Regions from separate parts of the Homo sapiens genome. Here all the other regions are linked to region 3. A link is a loop called in an ENCODE intact Hi-C map of the cell type or tissue named here. Cell type or tissue: ascending aorta. All regions are shown on one strand. Each heading gives the region's core, and the rest is flanking DNA. Links, peaks and the distances in the headings are about the cores only.

What was found. A loop is a pair of places that touch in the nucleus more often than their neighbours do. Peaks named below come from ENCODE experiments on the same cell type or tissue, not always from the same donor. Only the 100,000 strongest peaks of a DNase experiment are listed, where the experiment ranks them.
Region 1: a loop joins it to region 3, with 7 times the contacts of the local background. A loop is called at or near these places in 9 of 110 quality-filtered maps.
Region 2: it touches region 3 in a loop (4-fold over the local background); 2 of 110 quality-filtered maps call a loop at or near these places.

The regions. Positions count from the first base shown.
Region 1 is chr6:5,761,222-5,767,504 of GRCh38, reverse strand. All of the region lies in intron 6 of FARS2 (phenylalanyl-tRNA synthetase 2, mitochondrial), which reads right to left. Among named protein-coding and RNA genes, the nearest start is that of NRN1, 240 kb to the left of the region's middle. RefSeq lists an enhancer at 2,921-3,110. In ascending aorta, for the core only: a CTCF peak has its summit at 1,042 (motif pointing right); DNase peaks (open chromatin) are centred at 2,284, 2,814, 3,904 and 4,894; H3K4me3 peaks cover 1,630 bases; H3K27ac peaks cover 4,141 bases.
Region 2 is chr6:5,902,588-5,908,870 of GRCh38, reverse strand. All of the region lies in intron 1 of LOC107986516 (a long non-coding RNA gene), which reads right to left. Among named protein-coding and RNA genes, the nearest start is that of NRN1, 100 kb to the left of the region's middle. RefSeq lists an enhancer at 2,144-3,343. In ascending aorta, for the core only: no CTCF peak of the experiment used is centred there; a DNase peak (open chromatin) is centred at 2,970; H3K4me3 peaks cover 504 bases; H3K27ac peaks cover 1,027 bases.
Region 3 is chr6:5,669,822-5,676,104 of GRCh38, reverse strand. All of the region lies in intron 6 of FARS2 (phenylalanyl-tRNA synthetase 2, mitochondrial), which reads right to left. All of the region lies in intron 2 of LOC101927950 (a long non-coding RNA gene), which reads left to right. Among named protein-coding and RNA genes, the nearest start is that of FARS2-AS1, 210 kb to the right of the region's middle. RefSeq lists an enhancer at 2,367-3,363. In ascending aorta, for the core only: no CTCF peak of the experiment used is centred there; DNase peaks (open chromatin) are centred at 3,344, 3,786 and 4,725; H3K4me3 peaks cover 886 bases; H3K27ac peaks cover 1,548 bases.

The DNA.
Region 1 (6,283 bases), core at 691-5,690, 92 kb before region 3:
TACCATATAATCCAGCAATTCTACTCCTAGGAATATATCCTAGAGAATTGATAGCATGTGTTGAAACAAAAACCTGTCCAAGAATGTTCATAGCAGTATTATTCACAATTGCCAAAAGATGAAAATGTCCACTAATATCTGGATGGATTGGCCGGGCGCGGTGGCTCATGCCTGTAATCCCAGCACTTTGGGAGGCCAAGACGGGTGGATCACTTGAGGTCAGGAGTTTGAGACCAGCCTGGCCAACATGGTGAAACCCCGTCTCTACTAAAAATACAAAAATTAGCCAGGTGTGGTGGAGGGCGCCTGTAATTCCAGCTACTTGGGAGGCTGAGGCACAAGAATGGCTTGAATCTGGGAGGTGGAGGTTGCAGTGAGTGGAGATCGCCCCACTGCACTCCAGCCTGGGCAATAGAGTGAGACTCAGTCTGAAAAAAAAATTTTTTTTGGATGGATTAACAAAATGTGGTATATCCACACAATGGAATATTATTTAGCCATAAAAAGGAATGAAGTACTGATACATGGATGGATACTAGATGGAATGTGGATGAACCTCAAGAACAGAAGTGAAGAAAGCCAGATGCAATAGAACACATATTGTACAATTCCATTTACAGAAGATATCCAGAAAAGGGGAATCTATAGAGATAGAAGGCAGACTGATGGTTACCAGGGGTCATAGGGGAGACTGCTTCATAGGGATATGGTTTTCCTTTGGGGTAATGACATATTTTACAACTAGATAGAGGTGATGGTTGCACAACACTGTTCTCATACTAAATACCACTGAATTGTACACTTTAAAAAATGGTTAATGTTATGTCAATTTTTCCTCAATTAAAATAATAAAAACTAGGAAATCTGGTTTCAGAGCCCAGCTATTAACTGTCACCCTCTTCCTTTAATCCCAATGTCCTCTAAGAAGTGACAAGGTTTGCAAGTTATGGAGAAGAGTAATTTCTTTTAACTGTTCTGTTAAAAAATGAGATGGAATGAGCCCATGCTCCTCTCTGGCTCTGCCCTTCCACCAACAGAGGGCACAGCTGGACAGGAAGAATGACTGTGAGTGGGGTGGGCTGTGCCTGGGGCACAGACGATTTAATGTCTTTCCTGCTTATAGGGGCATTAAAAGGTGGTCTGGGAAGCCAGACAGCTGGCTGGGAAAATGGGATGGCTGCAAGGGTAAGAAAGGAAGGGTAAGAGCATGGGGGCCGGGGTGGGCACCACGAGGTTGCTACTGTCCTCCCCCAACTCACGCAGGCACACTCATCAGGACAAGAAGCCTGCCCCGAAGGACAGAACAGGCTGCACTGACTACCTGGAGTTTTAGAGGCAAACAAAAGTTCTCTTTTATGTACTTCACAGCTTCTACTCATAGGCAAAGTAAACCAGATTGCCCATTACTAAGTCTGAGAGGTCAAATCCCATTATAAGGAGTTTGAAGAGAGATTCTAAAAAAATTTTTTTGGTGCTACAATTTCATTGCATTGGGGTATTGGCTAAAATGAGTTGGTCACTGGATAGAGTTTGATTTTTTTTAAAGATTTTGGTATAGGCATCTTAGAATGTTTGAACCTCTGGGGCTTCCATTGTCACCAGTTTATTCATAGATTCCTTTAGTTATTCAACAAACAGCATGTTTCAGTCACTGAGTTGGACACAGAGAAGCACATGAAGGGGACCCAGTATCTGCCCTCAACCAGCTCACATCCGGGAGTTAGCAGCCTGCTGAGGTCCTGCAGAAACCCAGGAGCCGGCTGAGCAAAGGACTGTTCCCTAGTACGCCCATGACAGCAGGAGGGGCTGGTACTTGCTTGGCGATGAAGTCAGCCACACCGCACCCCACGTGGAACCTCATGTTCTCCCGAGATTTGCTCTTCAGTGCATAATTTCTCCCACCTCCCCGAGAACACTGACACGCGCTGTTTGTCTAGTACAGTGCGGCACTACAGGGCCCACCAGAGGGCTTCAGGTTATCCTGCCTGCTAGGAGCTTACCTCTTGAGAGGGGCAAACAGAATATAAGACAGCCCACGCTCCCTGCCATTGGCAGGTGATGAGCGATGCCATAGTACATGCTGTGCCCAGGGCCCACCTCTTCCACTCTCCCACTGCCGCCCGTCAGCTCCCCTTCTGAGAGATTCAGCCTGGCTCTTGAAACTGGAAACATGACTCAAGCTTTTCCTGAAACTTACTTTCACTTGGATCCTGGTCCCTGCTCCAGTGTGAATGCCACCTAACTTTACCATCCTGTACAAGAGTAGCTGCTTGTGTGGAAGCCGAGAGCCAGGGCCAGAGGGGCAGCCCCGTGTGGGCCAATGGGAGAGCTGGGCTGGACGGCAGAATGCAACAGCAGGGAGGGGATGGCATATTTCAATGCCGCCTCCTACCAGAGCCCCTAGACCAAAGACAAGGATGTATAGGTGCTGAGTATAGTCAGGGCTGGATCAGTGAAGCATTCTCAAAACTATAAATGTTTAAAAGGGGTCCCTCCCCAGTGATTATTTTCTTTTCCCGATCAACTTAAGTGATACAACTAACAAGTACCAAAAGCACTGCCAAGAGTGTCACTGCTCTCCAGTTCAAAGTGTGCCAAGAAGGAGATTTTCTAAAGAACTCTCAAGCCTTATTGGAAAGCTGGCACAAGGGGTCAGAGTGTTAGCGAGGGTTGGAATTCCTCTATCATACAACCACTTGGTTTACCCTGGCAACCAAACAGGCTCTGCACTCAAAATAAAACCTTTCCAGGGGATCCAGCCAAATCCCAGCTCCTGCAACATCCACAATAGTCTGCTTCTCCATCTGTGACAGAGCAGCGACTTCATGTTCTTGGATGGTGCGCTCAACACCTCCCAGAATAGATCACATATGACCAGCAGTCACTGCAGCTGCCATCTATTCATGCAGGGATTACTCAACGGGAGAGAAGATGCTGTCACGGGGCAGCTTCCATTTTCAGAGTAACAAACACTGGGTTTCCCCGGCTCACTCCTCATCTGTCTCCTGCTTGTCTGATGCAGAAGCTCAGTCTGGAGCTGCCCACGTCAGAGGCACTGTGCATGGCTGCGAGGGTCAATACGTGCAATGCTTTAGTGGGTAGGGCTGGACTCGGGCAAGAGGCACAGTAAGGCAGGAGGAGGAGGAGGAAGTGAGGACAGGTTCCATGGCCTCTCCTGAAAATATAGAAGTGAATGGGCATGGTGGAGTGGAGAACCAGACTTTGCAGCTAGAGAAACTTGGTTCTAATTCCTGCTCTGCCCTTTGCTAGCTGTGCGACTCTGGGCAGCTTACATCACCCTTCTCGCCTCAATAACTCCATCTGCAGAGTGAGGCGAACAAAACTTGCTTTCCAGGGTTTGTGAGGACTGAATGAGGGGGCGTGTAGAGTGTTAATACAGAGCCAGCCACCCAGAGTAGGCGCTCCATACCTACGCATCCGCCCCATCTTCCTCCTTTACTCCTGTGGCTTATTGGAGAGTGTAATGAGGCTGTGGGGGTGAGGGACTTGTATTTCCTGTGTTTCTTTTACCCTCCTCAGAGTTTGGACTCTGACTTTGGACTGAGGATGGGAAGAGATTCCTTCCCCTGGAGCACGGATGCATTAGTTAGCTTTGGCTGCAACAGTGAAGTGAGGAGTGGAAGTCAGATTGGGCAGGATTTAAATAAGTGGTCTGGAAACTAAGTAAATCATTTTCCCCCTTTACCTTCTCTATGTTAAAAAAAAAAAAAAAAAACCAAAAGGGAAGAGAAGATGAAATTCTGATCATGAGACTTAGGGTCTCATGACTCTATACGGTTTTCCTAATGAACTGCTCTGGGCTTAATGCAAGAAGAGGACACAGGCCTGGAGGCAGGAGGCCTGGGTGCCAGCCCAAGCTCCTGTGATGACTGTGTGAATCTGGGCGAGTCATTTAACCTCTACTGGCCTCATTTTTGCCCCCAGTGACAGGAGTGGAATAAATGTGCTCTGAGGCTCCTTCTGGCTCTAGAATCCTAGGAGTCACCTCAGAAGACAGAAGAGATCCTTTTATTTATTTATTTATTTGAGACATGGTCTTGCTCTGTCACCCAGGCTGGAGTGCAGTGGCAGTGGCACAATGATGGCTCACTGCAGCCTCGACCTTCTGGGCTCAAGCAATCCTTCCACCTCAGCCTCCTGAAAAGCTGGGACCACAGGCATGCACCACCACATCTAGTTAATTTTTTGATTTCATGTAGAGACAGGGTCTCGCTATGTTGCCCAGGCCAATCTCAAACTCCTAGGCTCAAGCAATCCTCCAGCATTCCCAGAGCCTGCACAGGAAGAAAGGGCAAGGCTAGGATGGGCCCATGATATGAGCGATGGGAGCCGGAGGGAAGCACGCTGGCCTAATGAGGGCAAAGTGCAGCGTGGCAGGGCCCACTGAGAAAGCCATCGTGCAGATGATGGGGCTCCATCAGTTAACAATGCTCTGGACACTTCTTCGCCCCCTCCATCTATTCCCTTTGTTATTTCGCAAATACCATACACGCACTCCCCAGAGGAGGAGAGGAGGTTCTCCTCCTCGTTCTCACAACGGTCTGTCCTGGGCCTGACGCTCCTGTGGGGCCATTCTGAGCGGTGCCTCCCCCAGCTCCCAGCCAGTGAACACCAGTGTTGCCGCTCCCTGCTGCTGCTGTGCCTGTGATTTCCTCCCAGAGGGATTTCTGTTCCTCAGAGTCAGTCACAAGAAACCAGTCCAGATGGTTCCTCTGACAGTTACTGCCTTGGGAAAGACAACTCCAATCCAGGCCTTGATGGAGGCAGGGCCAGAGGCAGAGAGAGAGAGGGCCTCCCCCGCCGGGCCCAGCTCCTAGCCAGCACACGTCGGCAACGTAAGAGTTCCTTAGAGACACGTGTTTTGCAGGCAAGAAATGCTTTTTAACATCAAATACTCGCCAAGTCCTCAGGGATGTTTCAAAACACCCCCAGGTTTTTATTCCCATCACTCCCTGTGACTTCTCCTGGTACTTCCCAGTGAGTGTCTCCTGCCAAGCACCTCCTGCGGGATGTGGCCGAGCTCCTTGGTCCTTGCATGCGTGTGTATATGACAATAACTGCTCCGGGGAAATCTAATGGACTCTCTTATGGAGAGACTTGGGATGCAGACTCGCCCAGCTTTACCACTTCTCAGTTACAGAGTCTTGGGCTAGTTCTTAATTTCTAGTCCAGGTTCTCCTTCTAAAATATAGATCATGAACTAACAAGAGTTTTTGAAGGAATTGAATGAAAAAAATGTATAGGTAAAGTGTTAAGTGTTGTTCATGCTAACAGTTAACAGTTGGTATTATTATTCAGGCAGCTGAAGGTTATCCACCTCTACTTCAGCCCACACAGAAAGACCTGAATGACCTTAGACAAATTATCTGAGCCTCAACTTCCTCGTCTGTACAGATGGATCACTGATATGATACATGCTACAACATAGATGAACCCTGAACACATGATGCCCAGTGATTATTACTAGAAATGCAAGTTGGGAACCCACATTATATTGAAAAACAAAACAAAACAGACAACAGCTCACTGGTGTGCACACAGCAGGGGGGCTGCAATGAGTCTCATGTGATTGGTTTCTGCCCTCCCTGGATGGAGCATCTTCATGATTTCATTAGCTTAGCAATGAAGATACCTTGCATTGTATACAAATGCCTCTTTTTTTTTTTTTTTTTTTTAGATCCTCCACTCTTAATGCTATGGCAGGGTCTGGCCATATTTAACACATTCTTTTCAACTATTCCATTATCTTCTGAGCCATCCTTTTACATTTCTAACAAGAAGTAATGTCTCATTTTGCACATATTTCCAAAGCCCTGTGCTTTTCGTTTGTGTGGAAAATTTGGAAGAGATTTTATTTTTCTCTCTGGCTTAGTCTGCAGAGCCAAAGTCAACAGAGCTAACTTTAACTCTGTACTGTTACAAGGCAGCCTCCCAATCGTGTCGACACTTTGGTGGATGAGTCAGGTAACAGAACAGAAGATCTGTGGCAGGTGAAGTGCTACGTTTCCAACTCAAGCAATTGATCAGCATTTATTTGTTCTGTGCTGAGGTGGACATTGCAGGAGACACAAACAGGTATACGAACTGCTTGATCAATACATACATATTCATGGAGTGGCTGTTCTGTGCATGACACAGTGGTAGTGTGAGGGGAAGATGTATCTCAAAGTTACAGAAAGAAGGATTAGGCTATATTACAATCCACTTGGGGTCCATAAGACATTTATACATGAATAGACAGTCAACAGGATGAAACCATTAA
Region 2 (6,283 bases), core at 527-5,526, 230 kb before region 3:
AGCTGATTAAAGTATGATGAGGCATTTTGACCCTATCCCAGGGTTTCACTGTGCGGCATGGGACTCAGCGGACATGCTTGCTTAAATGCAGATCACTGGGCCACTCTCCCAAAGATTTTGATTTAGTAGTACTGGCATGAGACCCAGGAATCTGCCTCGAAGATTCACATGCATCTCTGTACTGCTCACTGAATAGAGCAGGGAGTTATTCTTTTTTAGTTCAGCTATACAAATGGAAACAGCATCTTGTGGATGGACATGAATAAGATTAACTCAGAAAAACCCAAGACCAAAAAGATCAATTTGTGTCCCCACCAATGGTCTCAGCTGAACAATTCTGCAGGAGGCCAGCTTAATTAAACTACAACATGATGGCAAGAGCTAAGTGGTTAAAGAAAAATTACCAACATATCCTTTTCCTACCTAGTGTTTACTGTGCGGTACTAAAAGAAATCACAGTTTTCTCAACCTCTTCAAAGCAGAGGCTGGGGCTGGGCATAACAGCAGGTGCATTTATCAGTTGAGGTCAAGACAAACACAGGGATGGCATCAATTGGTGTGAACAATTTTCTTGGGTGATCTGGGCCAACCAGCCCAGTATTTGGGGATTAAGCACATAGGTTTTAGGGTTTGACCAACCCAAATTTCGTTTCTGGCTTCCTGAACAATCAGCTGTACTACCTTAAGCTGCTCAGCCTCTGTTTCTCCATATTTAGGATGAGGATACTAATAGAACCCATTTCATGAAGTGAGTATTCGATTCGAGAATGTCCGCAATCCACTTATTCCTGGTATGCAGCAAGTGCTCAACAAGTGGTCAGTTTGATTATCATAGTTATCATCTTCAAGTTCTTTTCTGCCTTAATTACCTACTCGATTTTGCTTATACAAAAAAGCCACTGTTAGGACTTCTTTTTTCTATTAATGTTTCCTGGAATGCATCCAGTGTTCTCCCCTATGATACATCCAGTATTCCATTCATGAGAAGTGACCTTCAGCCCTCAGCCTTGATGTGACAGCTGAGCTCTTCGAGTGGTCAATCTGCCCATACCTCCAAGTCCTAATGCCACTGCACTTAAAGCCTATGGCCTGCTTTGGGTTGTGTCAGAGACTTTCCTTACCCCTGGTTGTTATGCTGAGTGTGCAGAGCATAGTATATGCTCAAGAAAAACTTGTTGAGTGTAAATTCGTACGTAAAGCCCTGTATTTCAGGAATTACCCAGAGGCCCTGTGATTCCCATAATAGGAGATACATAAGAAAGTGGGATATTTTTCTTTCTAACTTTTATTTTAGGTTCAAGAATACACATGCAGGTTTGTTACATGGGTAAACTGCATGTTGCAGGGGTTTTGTCTCCCAGGTAATCAGCATAATACCCAATAGGAATACCGGATAGGTAGTTTTTCTATCCTCATTCTCCTCCCACTCTTCACCCTCAAGTAGGCTCCAGAGTCTGTTGTTCCCTTCTTTATGTCCATGCGTTCTCAATGTTTAGCTCCCACTTGTAAGTGATAGCATGTTGTATTTGGTTTTCTGTCCCTGCATTAGTTTCCTTAAAATCATGCCCTCCAGCTCCATCCATCTTGCTTCAAAGGATATGATTGCATGCTTTTTCGTGGCTGGATACTATTCCATGGTGCCAGTGTACCGCATTTTCTTTATCTAGTCCTCTGCTGATGGGCATCTAGGTTGATTTCTTGTCTCTGCTACTGTGGACAGTCCTGTGATGAACACATGCATGCATGTGTCTTTATGGTAGCAAGTGGGTTTCACTGGAACTTGATTGCTATGACTCTATAGAAATGATAGTAATATTTAATGCAGAGTAAGGGTAATTTGTGTCAATGTAAAGTCTGAACAAAATTGGGTCTTGGGTAAAATTTTTCAAAAAATATTTAAAATGTGTTCCCTGATGTTGGGACACCTACTCAGATGTCAGTAGGAGAAATGAGAGGTTGGCCTTGCTGGCCTTCACCTACTGGCCTTGGCTGTTACCCTGGTGCAGTATTTTGCCTGGGGTTTGAGATTCCTGACAATAAATTATTACCTGCCAGATGTCTCATAAAAATAAAAAATGATTTTATGAAGAAACCCAAGATCTCATCAGCCTTTTGAACGGACACCAAAGTCCTTTTAGCCCTTTTCCCTTATAAGGGAAAGCCACATAAGATGCAACCTTCTGAGTGGCCCCAATGTGGCAGCATTAAGAGTGTGGGCTCTGAAATCCAGCTGTAGTTTTCATTGCCTGTGTGAGCCTGGGCTGTTCACTTAATTTCCCAGCATCTCAGTTTCCACATCTGTAAAATCTGATGAATGAATGTAACATACTTACATATTGCATGGTAATGTTTGCTGTTATTCCTTGGCAGGCTGATACCCGCCTGTATCAGCCATGGTCCAGTTCCAGGAATAGGAAACCACTTCAGCTATTTTTAAGGAAAGAAAATGTAATGCATTGGAAGGGCTGGAGGAAGGACTCCAGGAGATGGCCTTGGAACTGCTGAGCTCAAGAGTAAGAAGCCACAGCTGAGATGCAGAGATCGGGAAGCGAGTGATCCCACCACTAGGAAGCCGAGGACCAGACAGAGCTGAGCTGGTCACCACAGCCACAAGAATGCCTTTCAGATCCATGAAGACAAGTCTGGACATGCTTCACAGGCCCGTCTGTGATGGCCCCAGCGGTCCCTGCCTTCAGGTGTCCACGCCCTTGTGTAGCCTCCTCCCACATGGTACCAGGGATGGTCTGTGTGAGCAACAGAATACAGCAGAAGTGAGGGTGTGCCACTTATAAGACTGGGTTTCAGAAGACACTGTGACTTCTATCTCAGTAAGGGACTCATAGTCTGTTTCTCTCCCAGGTCTTTTGTTCTGGGGGAAACCGGTTGCCTTGTCTTGAGGACACTCAGGCGGCCCTGGGGAGAAGCCCACGTGGTGAGGAACTGAGGCCTCCTGCCAACAACCGTGTGAGTAAGCGTGGAGGCAGCTTCTCCAGCTGACAGCTGACTACAGCCTCGTGAGAGGCCCTGGGCCAGAACCACCCAGTTAAGCTGCTCCCAGACTGCTGACCCACAGAACCAGGGGAGAGAAGAAATGTTTACTATAGTGAGCTGCTGACTTCTGGAGCAATTTGTTACTCAGCAATAGATAAATAATACAGCATCTAACTGGGAAGACTTAATTCGCCTCCCAATCCTGGCAGCAGGGAATGTGAGGCATAGATTTTAGCCTTCCAGTGCTGCGGCGCAGAGCAGTCCATGAGGAGGAGGGGCTGGCTGCTGAATGGTCTAATCCACAGAACGTGCCACACCATTTTCTACCAGGGAGGCTGACGTGGATAGTGTTTTTAAGAAGCAAGGGATCTGATAACCAACATATTCCAGAGAACTCCCTCTTGCCAGAATCTTGTCCGCCTTCATTCACCATTACAAATGAAGTCCTTCTTTTTTTGTGATGATTGGCATTCACCAACAGTTTGCCTCTTTCCCTCGATGACACAGAGAGAAGAGAATTCTTTCTGTATCACATAGAGCTTTCACAAAGAATGTCTCAGGATTCTCTGCTAAGCAGAACCCTTTCCTCTTAGGGGCTTACAGTGAAGTGCAAACACTGTAGCAACATAAAGAAACCTGTGCAAGACAACAGCCTGGGACATGAAGCCCTGCTTGGAGGCTAGTAGCAGACCCATTTGACCGGACCCACTTTGGCTATTGTTGAACAATTCTTGAGCAGTTTCAGCGACCCTCTGCCCACACCACCTGAGGTGGATCCTGAAGGGATCCAAATTACCCTATTTAAAGGGGAAATTGTTTTCCTTGGTGATTCTCAGAAGTACACGAAGGAAAAGTCTATGCTTTATAAAAGCTAATGCATGGCCTTTGCAAGTTCCCACACAAGGAAGTAACTGAGGCAGGTGCTAGTTGCAACAACAGAGACATGTGTGCCTTTGTTTTCCAGAAACCACGAGAGCCATTTAACAGGGAAAGGGTGTACTGGGACTGGACCTTGGCTTGGGGGACCAAGGCAGGGCTCCGTATGGAGGCAGTAAGACAGGTAATTCTCAGAGGGTTAGTGTGGAGATCATTAGTAGCTTTTCTCTGAGAAATTAACAGAAGGGGCAAGAGTGTGAAAATGTCCCAGGGTAGATGCTGTCCGTGAGTGAGAGTGCTGAATAGCCAATGATTTATTAAGTGACCTTTAGAAGAGTTAAGCAGGGTGACAAGCGCATTTAATTTGCACTTAGGGCTTGTGTTTCTTTAAACATGGAGTATTACTAGAGGAACTTTTCTTATCTAAAAAACTATATGGTTTGGGAAAAGTAAAGATAAGTAAATATTATATAATTTTCTGACTCTCTTAGTTTTTTTTATAACTACAAAAAGCTTAGCCCAAATCTACCCTGGACACAGTTATCAGTTTATCAGGTGGCTCTCTGTCCCTGACTAGTGTGTTCTGACTTCATTCAATACACACACACACACACACACATCAACACTCTAAACGGATCCTTGGGCTCAGAGTTTTGAATTGCTGAGCATCAGCTGGTGAGCAAACACTCTGAGATGTTCTGTGCTGTGCTTCTGCCAGTTCAGTTTCTGCAGTGTTGCTATCCTTAGGCTTCACATGGGGCCACTTCATTGTACTTGAACCCCATTCTGTCTTAAAGCTGGTGGAAAGTGGGAAATTTAGTTATTGGCCTCCTAAACTTAACATATTTGTGGCAAAGATGAAAATTATTGAGTGGTTCCAAAGCAGTGAATCCTAATCTTTCATCAGACACTTCTTGTGCTTAATCGAATTGATTCTGTGTTCAATTTGAAATCAAATAACAATATTAGAGAAGATTATTAAAAGTCAAAATATAAAAAGCAAGTATGGTAGGAGAATTTCTAATTTTTTGATCTTTGAAAGAGGAACATGATTTATAAAGTATAGCATTGTTAGAATCTCAGAACAAGAGGAATACCTTATATATAAATACTGGGACTAACAGGTGGACAACTCTCCAGAGACAGTTTTTTCATAGCCATGGCACAAATCGAAACTCCTCTGATGCTTTTCAGAGCTGAGAAACATCACTGAGATTAAAAATTATAATTTAGAGCAGACCTCGATGCATGATCATCAAGATGTCAAGCAAAAAACAGGCCTGGGCGCTGTTGACCTCCTTGTCTCTCTCTCTCTCACTCTCACTCACTCTTTCCCTCTCTCTCTCTCCCTTTAAAAATTCTAAAACACCTACTTCTTCAGTTACACATATACTCATTGATATGGGCTAGTTGGAGATGGAGACATTCACGTAGACATAGACATTGGTATACATATAAATATACATGTACATACAGTAAAGTCTTCTGCTCACTTTCTCCCATTCCAATCAGGGAAGTTATTTAATTGGTGAAATTTTAGAAGCTGTTGAATGATGGAACAATGGGCCAGGCACGGTGGCTCACGCCTGTAATCCTAGCACTTTGGGAGGCCAAGGCAGGAGGATCACTTGAGGTCAGGAGTTCGAAATCACCCTGGCCAACATGGTGAAACCCTGTTTGTACTAAAAATATTTTAAAAATTGGCCAGACATGGTGGCAGGTGCCTGTAATCCCAGCCACTTGGCAAGCTGAGACAGCAGAATCGCTGGAACCCAGGAGGCGGAGGTTGCAGTGAGCCAAGATCACGCCACTGCCCTCCAGCCTGGGCAACAAGAGCGAAACTCCATCTTGGAAAAAAAAATGATACAACAATGTAGCTTGTGGGTGGGAATAGGGAAATAATATTGCAAGCAAGGTCCAGAATAATGCTTGTGTCTATAATAGGGTCCCTTCTCTTTCTTGGCTCAGTTGAAGACTGCATTGGTATGCCTAAGATCTGCACACATCTGGAAGACAACCAGAGAACACAAGTCTTTTAGAAATTCATGAGGCCTTAGAGACTGATATGGCCTGCCCTCTCCCTGTCTCCCATTAGCTCTTGTTTTTTAATAATAATAGAAACTCAGTGTTTGTGCCCTTTGATGTGAAATTTCTTGCTGTGGTCATCTTGATTAAGGGAAGGATGCTATACACACACGATTTAATGTACAAAGATGTTCATCCTGGCCTCATTTACAGTGACAAACAATAAAGATAAAAGTAAACAACCTAAGAGTCTCCAGTAGATTCAGGGATGCTCATGAATCATTCATGTTATTTTAGGCGCTTCTGGTTCTAAGATAAACTCAGACCAGTGGGAATCGGGGAGTTATATTAAAATGTCCTTGGGGTTGTAGGTGTAACAACAAAGAACAGG
Region 3 (6,283 bases), core at 845-5,844:
TTGTTTTGACTGCCATTTTACTATTTTTTTTTATATGAGCCTAACCAAATTTAATAGTAGTTATCTTTATTTTAATTTATACTTTAAGTGCTTCCTTCATTCAGTAAAAAAAGTGAAATTTCCCTCAGGTGAGAAAAAAAAGAATGATTTTCACCTTGGGTTCAATGCAGCATATGCCATGATTATGACCGAGACGTTGTTCAATATGTAGGAAAGGTGATTAGGAAAACAAATTCTGTGCTATGCAAAAGACAGTGAAATTTAACTTCCTACCGGATATGTTAGCCAATGGAAAACAATGAAAACGATGTGTCTTCTGTAGGTTATTATGAATTGTCCAGGTTTATTTTATTCACCTCTGAAATTTTTACTGAATTTGGTAAAGATCAGCTCTCCCAGGCACTTCTGTGGAACTTCTCTTTACGTTTTCTAAGTTACTCTTTCAAAATGAAATATTCAGAAACTTGGAGACACAAATCTCAAAGACATACTGTATAATTACTTGGTGATGTTCTTACTATACTTGTTCTGTGATTTATCCTAGCTGAACAGGACTCTTTTTAACACTGTATTGGGTACATGTGGAATGGCAAGTAACATATTTCATGACTAAACAAAGAGTTACTGCAGACAATACTACACTGATACCAAAATACACATAGAGATGTGTATGGCTTTCTCACTTCAACAATTCTGATAAGTTTCCATTGAAAAGAAGTCTATTTTCTCTGTCTCCTAAAATTCTCTGTTACTCCTCCCCAGAGCTTCTTCCTTTGAACAGAGCCACAAAGACTGGGATACATGACAATCAAGTCCCTGTATGGACTGACAGCACACATGTGGTTACCAGCTACTACATAGCACCGTGTGTGTGTGTGTGTGTGTGTGTGTGTGTGTGTGTGTGTCTATCTGCAAATATAACGCATTTTTATTGACTCAAGAGGTAAATATATGCAACTTTATCAAACACCTTCTTCACCAAATATTTATTGACCACCTATGTTGTGACAAACTCTGTATTTTTATCTTTCCCCCAAAAAATGCAGATTAAAAAACATTTTTTATTAATTCCCCATAGTAATTGGGAAATATTGGTAGAAAGCACAGAGTATGACCAGTAGTAAAAAGGAAACTACAGTCTGGCCTCAGCCTGGCCACTGACCACTTCTTGTGACTCTGAGAACTTCCCTTTGCCTGTTCGGTCTCAATGGTTTCATTTGTATAATGAAGGAACTAGACCAGGCAATTTCTTTAAAAAATCCCTCCAAGTACAAAATGCCACAGTTCCAAATATGGAAGTATTTTATAATGTTGGTAACTGGCAAAAATAGTACTGCTCCCAGAAGAACGAAATGATATTGATCTCATTTAGGTTATAGGCATTCCTATGTGAGAAGAAGGCAAATATCACACCTCCATCCACCCCCTCAAGAATCTGAGAGCCTAGGCAAAGAGAAATCAGGCATTCACAGAAGTACTGTGAAAAAAAACAAATTTGAATGACCACAAACATTTTGCAAATGTAATACGATATAAAATACAAATAGCAAATCATTGCTCCTTGTCTACAGTTGCCGGGAAATAAGAATTCCCAACTTCCAAACTATTACCTCTGCATGGATCTGCCAAGGTTCCGATTCCCAGTGGCCTTTACAGTGTGGCCAGCTGGAACCTACATCTGACCAACAAGTCTTTCTCTTAATATCCCTGTCAAAAACATCCTCGACAGGAAGTTAACTTTTTAAGAATGTCAATAAATGAAGAAAGTTGGCAGTTTGGGCTGTTGCCAGTATTAGGCTTACAGGCAAAGAAAATAAATGGTGTGAATCTATCAAGATGTGGCAATTTCTCTGATATGTGACATCTGCTTTACTGTTTCTTTTTCTTTCCTTTTTTTTTTTTTTTTTTTTTAATGAGAATGCACTAACTGAAAAGAATCCTTTTTAAACTGACAAAATAGAGGACACATCCTCAGGGCAAATGGTTTCTAAGACAGTGTTTGAATAAAACATATACATAAACCTTTGGCTGGATCACCGAACACTGATACCTTCCACTTCAATATTTTGGCTAGTATTTGGTTGGGCTGAAAGAATTCTTCCACACACACAATAAATTGTTACAGATTCAGAAGTTTAAATAAGCAAATAAGTAAAATGATTAAAGGATTCCATAAACCTACCATCCAGAGAGGAACACATTTAACACCTTGTTTGTCTAGTCCCTAAGATGTACAGATACATTATATATATTTATATGTATATTCATATGTTAAGTCCATCTCATACTCCAGACATACCAAGGTGTGCCAAGAGCTGCAGAGATCATTATGCTGGCACCCCTGTGTGCAAATCTGTGAACTACGGCACCCTGTTTGGGAAGCTCTACTCTACACTTCCATACATTTGAGTTTCTCAGAAACAAGCATCATCGACATGGCAGCAAAGAAGCTTCATTTCTTGGAAAGTTCCCATGTTTCTTGTATCTGTCCCTCACTTCCACAGAGCTGGCATGAGTTCAACTAGCATACGTTTAGCTGGAGTCTGCATAAATGACGGGGAACATAGAATTTCCTCACCGCCCAAGTCCCATTAAAAAAATAAAAGCATTGTAATCGTATCCTTGCTAACCCGGATCTCTTCTTGCTTCCTCAGATACTTGCACCAGGATGGACAGGCCCAAATTTGTGGCCTTATTAACTGTGGTGCCCTAGGAAGGGAATGAAGGAATGTTTTCCCGAACGAGTCTTTCTGATGGCAGAAGTGGGGAAGCAGGTGCTGGAGGCAGGACCCATTCACTTCAGCTCCAGGAACACAGGTGCCATGCACAGCAAAACCAGCTGTGGCTTCTGCCCTCCAGGCGCAAACGTGGAAACTGACACATACATGATTATAATCAACGTGGGAAGTAGACAGTGCTTCTCTAATTGGTTTGTGCTTCCCCAAATTCCTTCAGGGTAGGGACCGCATATTCTATCATTTGCCTTTCCTCAATGGGAAGCACAGTTTGGGGCCCAGAAAAGGTGTTGGGGGGCTCTTGGTTGGTAGACTGACTTGATGCTAAACTGCAAAGGCAGAGGAGATAAATTCCCTTCACAGCCCCAAAGGTCTTTGGTTATGTTAATTACTCCTACCTTCCCCTAACAAATGGCTAGGGTGTCACAGAAAGAGGGCCCAGAGGGCTCTTTAATTGCAGTGGCCCATCTCATCCCATTACTCTCACCACTCAAAGGCGTTTCTAATCCAAAGGCAAAATACAGTGTCTCCAAACTCCAGGGAAAGAACAGAGAGGAACACATGTTGTCAGTGGCAACCAAACTTAGCTTCATCATGAATCACTGTGGCCTCATTCTGACAGGTCCAGTTGCAGCCTAGCCCTAGATCGCACCAAGCAGTGACTCAGCTACAATGAAACTTCAGATGCTATTTTTAAGGGGGGCTCGCAAGGGGAAGGAGGGAGGTGTAGAAATGCTTTATTATTTTTTCCTGAATTTTTATAGCCTCAACTAAATCTAAATCTTTACTTTGAGACCAGAATTCTGGAAAAGTTAACCTGCCCCTGAAGTTATGTAACCCATGGTTTACTTTTTATATCACAGCTTGCCCGTTAAAGTCACAAACCATTTCCATGGCCAAAATCTGTTTGAGTAAAATTGAAAAGGGGAGTTTTCAGAAGAGTCTGGACCCAACGGAAGCAACTGTGGTACAGTGGGAGGAACACTGGCTTGAGAGGCAGACGGTTCTGCAGCTTGTAAGCTGCGTCACGGTGGGACTGAACGGCCAGGACGTGGCCAGGGGATAGTGAGGCTGAGGTGGCTGTCCTGGATAGAGTCTTAGGGCGGGCCACCACAGGCACGGGTGGGTGTGCCTACCCTGCTAGCTCTGCACTTTGGGTCGGTGAGGAAACCCCACCAAAGCCGCTTTAGATTCCACAGACTTCAGTGCTGTCTTCTCTTTACTCTTGCCTTCCCACTGAAGGGGCTTTGCTGTTCCCACGGCTACCGACTGATTCCTGTGTTCATCTACTCATCCTTCTCTGGACTTTTTCCAACTGCTACCTTCTCTTGAGCAATTAGCACAGTGCACATATTTCCAGAATGGAGACATGGTATTTTTGTGGAAAAGTAGGACAATGTCTTCCGCAAATGCACGTTCCTCACGATGATCGGAATTGTGTTTCCTCTCCTGGCAAGGTCCCTGTCTTCTGGGGAACAGTCCCCCTACAGTGATTTTTGGCTTATGTTCTTAGACACAAGCGATGGCTCAGAAGCCTCACCTCCCCGCGTTGATGCGATTTCTCCTGCGGGTGTCCCTGTAACATCTTTGGTAGAGCAAGCCATCCAGCTCAGAAGAGCTCTCATGAGGCAAAATCTAATCTAAAAACTCTTCAGTGGCAACATCTTTAAAGGTTAAACCATCCTCTGTAAACATGTGCTTGGTTCTTGGAGTAAGTCCTTTCCTATTTTTTCCAGAGCTAAGTCTTCCAGGCTGGAAGGCTTAGGAAGAAATAACGCCCAGACTGGCCCGACAGTGTTGAGTGGAAATGGGGCACGAGAAGGGGGAGCCTCACCATCTGCTGATAAATCCATTCATACAACAGTGACCTTGAACACCATAGTTCTTTCTGTAACACCAGGAAGTTCCGGCAGAAACAGAGGAGAGAACTGAGCAGAGCCCCAGCTCAACGCTGAGACTTCCTCTTGCTACACCACATTAATCCTATGCCTGAAGAGCTCATTAGCCAATCACTTTCATGAACAAACCCATCCAGCTCTGGGGACAGGAAGAGCAGAGACAGAGTGGGAGTAACTCTTACGTCATGCTCTGAAAGCTCGGCCATGAAGCCTCATTTTTCTGAGGTACTCATGGACACTGCAACTTCCTCCTCCTCAGCTTCTGGCCAGCAACAGGCCCTAAATTAGTTAAATTTAACTATAATAAACATGCTGCAAATGAATTATATTTAACTCCAACAGCCACCTCAGGGTTTGTCTGGAGATGAAATAATTTTAGCTTATGCTACCATAAGTCCCCCAACTAAGGCAGAAAGTAATTACCTAAGGATTTACTGTAATGAGTTCACTGACACTCATTATTCATTATAGTGTGTGAACATTCCAGTCTTTTATACAGTCAGGCATAGACTGCACACTGCTGAATATATAGTCTTGAGTGAGCACAATAAGGACACTAAAAATAAAAAGCCACCTGATTTCAGTCTTAAGAATTCGTAATAATTATGAAGAGCCCCGGTTGAAACTTTACACCATCAGTAGAACTGAGCCTGCTAAGAAAATGAACAATGTGATAAGCTTTTGGAGCGATGACACTGCATGGCAGCACTTAAAAAGTGTGCTTATTTAAAAAAAAAATGTAACTGGGCTTCAGTGCTGTGCATACTAATGAGAACTCATGTTTTTCTATCCATTAAAGCAGGATCCTACTCAGAAGCATTTGGTTAGAGGAAGAGACTGTTTCTAAAAGTACGTACAAGTAATAACTTGCCCAAAATGCCATTCCTTATAAAATATTATGATATTCTACATTTCATTTGCTCTGAATCATCTTGCCATTAAAAAATTCTCATTTATCTAGTCACCCCTCGTGATCCATTGTGCATCAGTTGTGGGCCAAGTACTATAAGCATAAAGAACAACAGGACATGGTTTCTACTCTCTAGAAGCTAAAAGTTTAGTAGGGGACACAAAAGTTTAGTAAGTAAATGTTTAGTAAGTAAAAATGTTTAGTAAGTAAATGATTTCCTGAATTGTGATATCCACAATGATCAGGGGGTGTACTGCCTGTTGAATATGTATTATCTAGTCAGTATTGATGTAACTTATTTGGGTGGAGAAATCTAAACAGGACTTGATCAAGGACCAAAGCAACTCTAGCCAACTTTGGCCACTGAATGTCCTCTGTATACTTGCGCACTCTGGGCATAAGCGCCTATGCTTGGCTGCATATATCATTAACACACTGCTGTTAACTTCTATGTAAGTGTTTATATCTTGCCTCATTCTACGAGAATTTTAAGGAGGCCTACGAAAGAAAATATACAACAAAATAATGTTTGAATATGAACAGAAATCAAGAATCAACACAAGAAATGGGATGTTATTGACACTTTTCTCATGTCAGACTCCATTCTGCCTACTTCTTCCCCACCCCCGTTCATAGGTCATGAGCTGTGCAAGCAGCTAAAGGGATCTGAAGGTGTGGGGTTAGAGGCAGGCAGAAGGGGTGCTTAAGCCAACTCAGCCTCTTCTCCTTCACCAGCTCCT